2 separate regions of the Homo sapiens genome follow, and region 1 is linked to region 2. Evidence: chromatin loops called from intact Hi-C (ENCODE). Cell type or tissue: A673. All regions are shown on one strand.

Region 1 (4,000 bases), 110 kb after region 2:
CAAACTGCTACATTCTGCCAATATAAACTCATTTTCCAAATGGGATTATCGTTTGTTAAAATGACCCCCTCCAACTCCAGGCAAGATTGTAATAGCCTTCGATATATATTATAGTGCCAGGCACTATGCTAAGCCTTTTATATGCATTATCTCATTTCATTCGCCCAACAACCTTATGTATCATAGCTCCATTTCATAGAAAGATCACTGAGGCTCAGAGAAGTGACAGAAAGGCCACATAACTAGTAGGCTGTCGAGTCATAATTTGGAGGAAGACAGACCATTCTTTTATTTATTTATTTTGAGACGGAGTCTTGCTCTGTCACCCAGGCTGAAGTGCAATGGTGTGATCTCGGCTCACTGCAACCTCTGTCTCCCAAGTTCAAGCAATTCTCCTGCCTCAGTCTCCTGAGTAGCTGGGATTATAAGCATGCGCCACCATACCCGGCTAATTTTTTTGTATTTTTAGTAGAGACGGGGTTTCACCATGTTGGCCAGCCTGGTCTCGAACTCCTGACCTCAGGTGATCTGCCTGCCTCAGCCTCCCAAAGTGCTGGGATTACAGGTGTGAGCCACTGCACCCGGCCCAGGACAGATCATTCTTATTGGGAGCAGGGGAGTCAGAGAGAGAGCCCCGCAAGGCTGGGGAGTGCGAATGTACCTCATCTCCCGAGAACAACACTGCTGCAGGAACTGCCCCCGTTGTCTCTCCTCCTCCAAGACTTTCTTCTTGTCACAGCTTTCCAGGTTGATCAGGACTAAGGTGTCATACAGCAGACCATCTTTCACCTCTTTATCCAACCGAGAGTCGGTGGAGAAGCTTGGAGAGTGGTTGACCTGTGAGGGCAAGATTGGCAGCTGGTGACAAAGCCGTCCAGAATGAAAGCAGAGAGTGAGGCCGAGGTGCCACCTCCAGGGCACTACCAAAGCCCACCTCAGGGCCCTCACTACCAAGATGAAAGGGAGGGGAGAGAGCATCTGGACTAGAGCCACAGTGAAAAAAGGAGGCAGCAGAACTCCCTCTAGTTAAACCAGCTTTTATCTCAGGCCTTTCTTCTTTGGGAGCATCAGGGTTACCCTCTCTTTGGTGTGTGTGTTCCACTCCATCTGGGGTGCATGTGTTCTCTCATATGCACTGGGCATCCAGAGAGCAGGATGGAAGGGGTACTTCCCAAAGGGACAGGCTTGGACATAGGAGGTAGAGAGGAGTGGCATTCAGGAGCCTGGCCAGGGTGGAGGGGAGACATGTGGGAGGAAGGAGAGGACTCATTCCCGCCCACTGAAAAGTCTGTATTGTTTGGAGGCACCATGTGACATTTGCAGATTTCTAGAAGTTTTTGAAGGGCTTGGTCCTGATGGCTCATTCTGCTCTTTGGGTAAGGGCTGCAAACAGGCACATCCCTCTTCCCACCACACCTACAAGGGCTGGGAATGGAAGAAGGGCAAAGCTGCAGGAATCTGACCTGTAATCTCGGGTTCTCCACCCCAGAGTCTGACCTGTGTCACTGCACCTGGCACTAGCACCCTTTGCTCCCTGAAGGGCCACATGAGAGGGCTCCTGAGGACAATTCTATCAGGAAGAGAGGCAGTCACCAGGAAAGCTTCTCCTCCTCCTCACACTGCCGTATGGGTCTAGGGGAGGCAGGAAACTCACTACATGGCCCCCCATCCATTTCGGTGGCAGCAGGCCCCAGGACGCTCTCTGCTGGTGTGTGTGAACTGAGTAATCCAGGACCCTAAGAGTGGGGCACCGCCGCTCCTGTCTGATACTGAACGTTGCCAACCCAGCTTTGATGAAAAACGCCCCTTTCTGGGAGACAACTCTTACAAAAGATCGAGCTGTCTTTAGAATCACTCTGTGCCTAAGATCAGCACTTCCTTGTCTAAGAGGACCTCAAGAAGGCAAAGGAATTCTCTAATTCCCAGCTGTCTACCCCCCTCTGGTGGCCACTTCTCAGCTAAGAGAGAAGCCCCAGGCAGCAGGCACCATGGGAGGAAGTGGCCTGGGAAGTTGAAACAATTTAGGTGAGCCAGGAGGGCGGAATCCTTGAAGCGGGCTGGCCCCAATAACAGGAGTTCGTTTTCGCCCCTCGCCCAAACTTCCCTACCTCCAGCAGCCAGGGTTTGAGTTTGTGGTCCAACAAAATGTCAAAGCCCAGGATCTCAAAGCAGGCGCTGTTGAGTGTGTGGTTGGGGAAGCAGGTGTGGTAGTTATGCCTGATGATGGGGTGGGCCGAGATGAGGGTCTTGATGATGACGTCCTCAATATCCCTCCATATCTGCTCCACGTTGTAGCTGTGGTCCTCCAAGTATGCACTGAAGGTGGAGAGCTTCCTGGAAGGGAACCACAGGCCAGGAGGCAGTGTAGCTGGCTTCTGGTCACCCGAGGCCATGGCATGCTGGAAACCAGAAACTCCTGGCGGAGACAAGGCTCCAGAGCCAGCGAGGATGAACGCCCAGGAACCAGGGTGACACCTGGGCTGTGTCGGTGCCAGATGAGGTCCCAGGAATCCCAGGACCACACCCTCCAAGTCTCCAGAGCCCCAGGGTGGGTGCAGATGCAGTCACATAGGACATGGTCAGGACACTTTCACTTTCACTGTGACCCAGAAAACATCTATCAGCAGGGGAAGGGATGAGTCAAGAAAACCCCCTGACACCATGGTTTTACTTTGGCAGCAATGATTCCTCAGCCTTTGGTGTTCATTAGAAGCATGTGGGCAGCCTTTTAAGAACACTGATGCCTGGGTCCCACCTCAGCCATCTGAGGGGATTCTAGGGACACTAATGACACAGAAAACTTGTTTTAGGGCTGCCCACAAGGAAAAGGCACCCAAGGGCATGTCCACAGATAAGGTTACCAACTGTGCCAGGCAAACTGGACTGTCCCAGTTTTAGAATTGCAAGTCCTGAATTCCAGGAAACCCCTCAGTCGTGGGCAAACGGAGACAGCTGGTCACCTGATCACAGATGAACTCAGAGATGTTTACCTCATGTGGAATAGTTCATGAGGAAATACCTGAGTGGGTACTCAGCCAGCTCTGAGCTGGGCATTACAGAGAGAGGATGGATGTCACAAATCCAAGAGGCAGTGGTGGGGACAGACATTTGCCACCTCACATGCACACAAATGTGCACAGACAGCCAAAGTGGAAGTGGCAGTGTGGAAGGAGGAGGTGCAGGGGAGTGAACAGCAGAAAGAATGAAAAAGACAAGAGACACGGCTCATCCAGGCAGTTTCAAAAGCTCACTAGATCCCAGCCCAAGGGGTCAAGAAGGAGGAAGCAGGGTCAGCCAGACAATGAGCATTTGATAAGGGCCTTTGGTGCATGCAAAGCCTCATGCAAGGAGGGGACACTAGAAACTGTCACCTCTGTCATGGGAAGCCTCAGGACCATTCAGGGAGTCAACACACATGTGAAACAACCAAGGATGCATTTATATAAAGACAGATAAGCAAAGGATACTCAATATAGAGGCCACCTCCTCCACCTGCCATTGTCAGAAAACAGTGTTGCACATAAATGGATTTTCCAGATCGCTTTAAGCCAATTTTTTTCAAGTGGAGAAAATGTATTTAATTTGCCTAATTGGGAAATAAATTTTCCTGAAATAGATTATACACCTCCCTGGCAACATATAACATAACCTTTTCTTGATGACTCAGGCTCATCACAATGAATATACTTCATTGTGTAATTTCATAATGCCCAGTGGTAAGTCAATTCAATTTAATACCAGCCATGTGCTGAGCACACTGAAAGATGAAGATGGCTTGGTGTCTGCCCCAGAATCCTGCCAGGTTTTCAGGTTTCCTGTCTTCTCCTTCACTGTGACCGCAGCACTACTCCTGAGTTTGTGCGCCAGTGGGGTATTGACAGGGAGGGCAGTTGACCTCAAACGCCAACTTTGGGACAGATGAGACAGTCAGTATGAGAAGAAGATTGTCTCAAAAGATGGAGAGGAGGAAGAGGAAAGGAGAAACAAGATGGGAGGGAGA
Region 2 (4,000 bases):
ATTAGTGAGAAGAGTGACATTGTTTTGCATTTTTGCTGTCAAATGTCTGGCTGAGTAGAAGATAGCTGCATTCTCTTACCTGCTTCTACTTACATTCAATGTGTTGAGATATGTTGTTTTGGTTGAAATATATGAAAAAAGTCTGTCTTCACACAGATACGTGGTTGAAAAAAGGAAGACTATCTTAATAGCCTTTTCAAATAATTGTGGATATTTTTCTTAGATTACATACCAAAACTGGACAAGTATAGTTTCTTAAAGGTTAATTGCAATGTGGAACCTGAAACCATAAACTTTTCAATTGGTCTATCATGATCATGTACTTTTTTTTTTTTTTTTTCAGACAGAGTCTTACTTTGTCGCCCAGGCTGGAGTTCAGTGGCACAATCAGGGCTTACTGCAGCCTCAACCTTCCAGGCTCGAGTGATCCTCCCTGCTCAGCCCCTGGTGGGACTACAGGGATGCGCCACCATGCCCAGCTAATTTTTTTTTAGTAGAGATGGGTTTTTGCCTGCCTGCCTGCTTTCCTTCCTTCCTTCCTTCCTTCCTTCCTCCCTTCCTTCCTTCCTTCCTTCCTTCTTCAGGGTCTTCCTCTGTCACTCAAACTGGAGTGCAGTGGTATTATCTCAGCTTACTGCAACCTCCACCTCCCGGGTTCAAGCAATTCTCATGCCTCAGCCTCCCAAGTAGCTGGGATCACAGGTATGTGTCATGATACCTGGCTAATTTTTGTGTTTTTTCTAAAGATGGGGTTTCGCAATGTTGACCAGGCTGATCTTGAACTCCTGGCCTCAGGTGATCCACCCACTTCGGCCTCCCAAACTGTTGGGATTACAGGCGTGAGCCATCAAGCCTGACCTCAAGTTCCCTCTTTCTAATCTGGAATTGAGAATAGCACTAGCATCCAGGCCCACCTCAAAGGGTCAGACTGAAGTTCAGATGGCCCAAGGATGCACTAGAAAGTTCTTTATGCAATGTAAATGAGAGTTGCCTACTCTTGTCAGGCTCAAGTACCTTCACTCTACAGGCAACTGGCTACAGGCTTCTCACCCTGAGCGGTGGTCAGCTCAGCCAACTCACCCTCTCCACCCTCCTCCCTCCCTCCTTTTTCACAGGAAACTTAAGAGTCAGATCTCTTCCACTGCAAATGGAGATTCTTGATTTGGAGAGAATAAGATAAAGGACCTGACATCAATCCTTACTCTTGAAAGCATGTTGTTACTTTCTAAATATTATTGAAATTAAAAAAAAAAAATCTTCCCCCCAAATCAGTATATTTGAATTGCTAACAAGCCTCTCTGCCTTGTTTTTATCTCAAAGAATAAAATGCTGAGCCCTGCGTGGGATGCTAGATGCTAGAGAACTCCCCCATCTCTCTCTCTCTCTCTCTCTCTCTCTCTCTCTCTCTCTCTCTCTCTCTCTCTCAGTTCTGAACAAGGAGGGAAGGGGTAAAGAGTCCTTAGTGAGCGCCTTCTGCAGGGACAACCCTTCTGGACCCATCTGGATGGGAGCAGCCAGGAGAGGCAAGAAGCAGCTGTATTTGGTGGCACTGCCACAGCGTCTCCTCAGCCCCAGCAAGTGGCCTTTGGTCTAGAGTTGGTCCATCTGGCCCGCACAAGGCTCGAATCCAGCCCTAGAGACGCTCCCCGCCTGCTCCAGGTGGCCGGCACCCTAGACGGGGCAGGAAGGGCAGGCGCCAAGCCTCAAGTCTCAAACACGGTGCGGGGCTGCGCGGCAAGGAGAAACCCAGGAGATGCTCGGGGTCGGGGCCCAGGGCAGGGAAAACCCTCAGCTCTGGTCAAAAGCCAAGTGAGCGAAGGAGGCGATGCAACGTCACCCTGGTGGCCAAGGCAGGCACCCAGGTCTCGAGGTTCCAGGAGAGGGACGCGCTGTGACCACCAGCCCCCTAGGCTCCTGTCTGCTCGATGAGCGTCCACTCGCCAGTTCCAGCCGCGAGCGCCCCCAGCACTCCCGGAGCTGGGCCGGGCGCCGCCTTCCCTCGGGCGGCCGGCAGGGGTCAGTGTTTGGCCGCAGGTGAACAGACAGCGGCCGGGGCTGAATCTGGTTCTTCTAGCTGGGTCTTGCCCCTGCCAATCTGTCTGGACTTGTCCCCTGGCCGTTAACTGGGTTCTAGCCTATCGAGACTCCTCATATTCTCCCCACCCCCGACCACTACCTCCATACTGTCCTTCCTAAGTCACCAGGCCTGCACCCTTCCAGAAGCATAGATCCCTGGATACATGGATAATTACTTCCTGGCCTTATACCAGACAGTGATGCGAGACTGGAAAGAGGACATGGCACGGAGTCAGAAGATTTGAGTTCAAGTTCCTGCTCTGCCAATTACCAGCTGTGTGATCTTGGGCAAGTCACTTTACCTCTCTGTGTTAAGTTTCTCATCTTCAAAAATGAGCTAATGGCAATAGGAATGGCTATGATGCCACATGCCAAGGACTTATATGCCATATACTGTGTGTGTTATCATCTCGAGGGTTTAATAGGAGGAGACTATGGCCCAGAGAGATGAACAAGCAGCAGGAAGTAGCAGAGCCAGCCTCTGAACCCAGGTCTATCCATTTCTACCATGTTAACCTGCTTTGCAGGGCTGTAGTGAGAATTTAAATGTGGAATTTATATTATTCTCTTCTGGCAGTTTGGCCTGGATCCTGGTGGGTGAGCTTTCCCTCCTACTAACAGGGGAAGCAGGGAAAGGCATTTTCAATTATTAGAAACATCCTTAGTTAGTGGGGTATGAAATGAAAATAGCCCACTAGAATACAAGCTTCAGAAGGGAAGAGGTCTCACCTGTCTTGAGTCTGTTGCTCACATAATTCCTGATATATAGTAGATGCACAAGCAATATGAAGAAATGTAAACATGTGTACACCTCCTACCTTCATTATAAGATGGATTCTAACACAGAGTCATTTTTCATACCAACCGTGCAATTACCAGGCAAGTGATGCTAATTACTAGTTCTCATGACCACTATTGAGTTTAATTCAAGAGTTTTATTGGATCCCCTGAAGCTCCTACAACCCTCTAAATCATGGGGATTCAATAACAGTCTTTTTATCAGTATGTTCACAAGATAAATTGAGTAAACCAGCTTAATGACTCATCTTCATGACTTATGACGTTAAGAATAAGATGGGGGGAAATGACAAATGTGATAAAAACTGATGGCTCTGAGAAAATGTCATGGGCATGTGGTTCTGAATGCTCTCCCATGTGGCTCTAGGGGCCTCAGCAACCTTCAGTCCCGTGTCCACCCTCACTCCGCTTCAATAATCAATTTGTTCTTATCCAAAGCATTTTTGAGGACCTTGTTACTCTTCTTCTCTGTGTTAATCAGGCACACAGGCCTAAAATATCAAATCCTAGGCAGATGCATGAACCCACAGGACAGCAACATCGGGAGGGCAGAGTAGAGGCAGGCTTCAGTTCAAAGCAGGCATAGGCTTGGAGAGGGAAACTGGGAAATGAAAACAAGTTGTCTATATAGACTCTCTCCCTAGAAGTCCATTTAAAGAAAATAGAAGCTCAGTAAAATCAAAATCCATGGGCAGTGGTGCCATGCAAAGAGCAAAGACCTGAATCTGAGTCTTGGATCAGTGAGCGTCTTAGCTTTGCCTCCAAGCTCCAGTTTCCTCCACTCTAACTGGGGACGTATTCTCTCCTCTCTCCTGGTTTCCTCCAGTTTCTCTGAACATTCTTTTCATTTTGGTTGTGAGTTCTTCTGCTGCTCTCTCCTGCACCCTTGGTAGGTTCTATGCTGACTTTTATTTTTCTCCTCTTATATGCTCTTGTTGGAAAGTCTCATCCTTTTGTGAATCCAACTGCTGCCCACGTGGGGTGATTCCCAGGTTTATGTCACCAGTCCTGCCTTCTCTACTACTCTTTAAATTTGAAAACAAGGGCCGGGTGCAGTGGCTTATGCCTGTGATCTTGGCACTTTGGGAGGCCAAGGCAGGAGGATCACTTGAGGCCAGGAGTTTGA

The links. A loop is a pair of places that touch in the nucleus more often than their neighbours do. Peaks named below come from ENCODE experiments on the same cell type or tissue, not always from the same donor. Only the 100,000 strongest peaks of a DNase experiment are listed, where the experiment ranks them.
Region 1: it touches region 2 in a loop (6-fold over the local background); 95 of 110 quality-filtered maps call a loop at or near these places.

What each region holds. Positions count from the first base shown.
Region 1 is chr17:48,789,270-48,793,269 of GRCh38, forward strand. TTLL6 (tubulin tyrosine ligase like 6) reads right to left here. Exons shown (of 16, transcript NM_001130918.3): 9 at 2,109-2,334; 10 at 662-837. Among named protein-coding and RNA genes, the nearest start is that of TTLL6, 26 kb to the right of the region's middle. In A673, a CTCF peak has its summit at 1,945 (motif pointing left); a DNase peak (open chromatin) is centred at 1,942; H3K27ac peaks cover 731 bases.
Region 2 is chr17:48,676,593-48,680,592 of GRCh38, forward strand. All of the region lies in intron 3 of LINC02086 (long intergenic non-protein coding RNA 2086), which reads left to right. Among named protein-coding and RNA genes, the nearest start is that of LINC03057, 32 kb to the left of the region's middle. In A673, a CTCF peak has its summit at 1,999 (motif pointing right); DNase peaks (open chromatin) are centred at 429 and 2,019.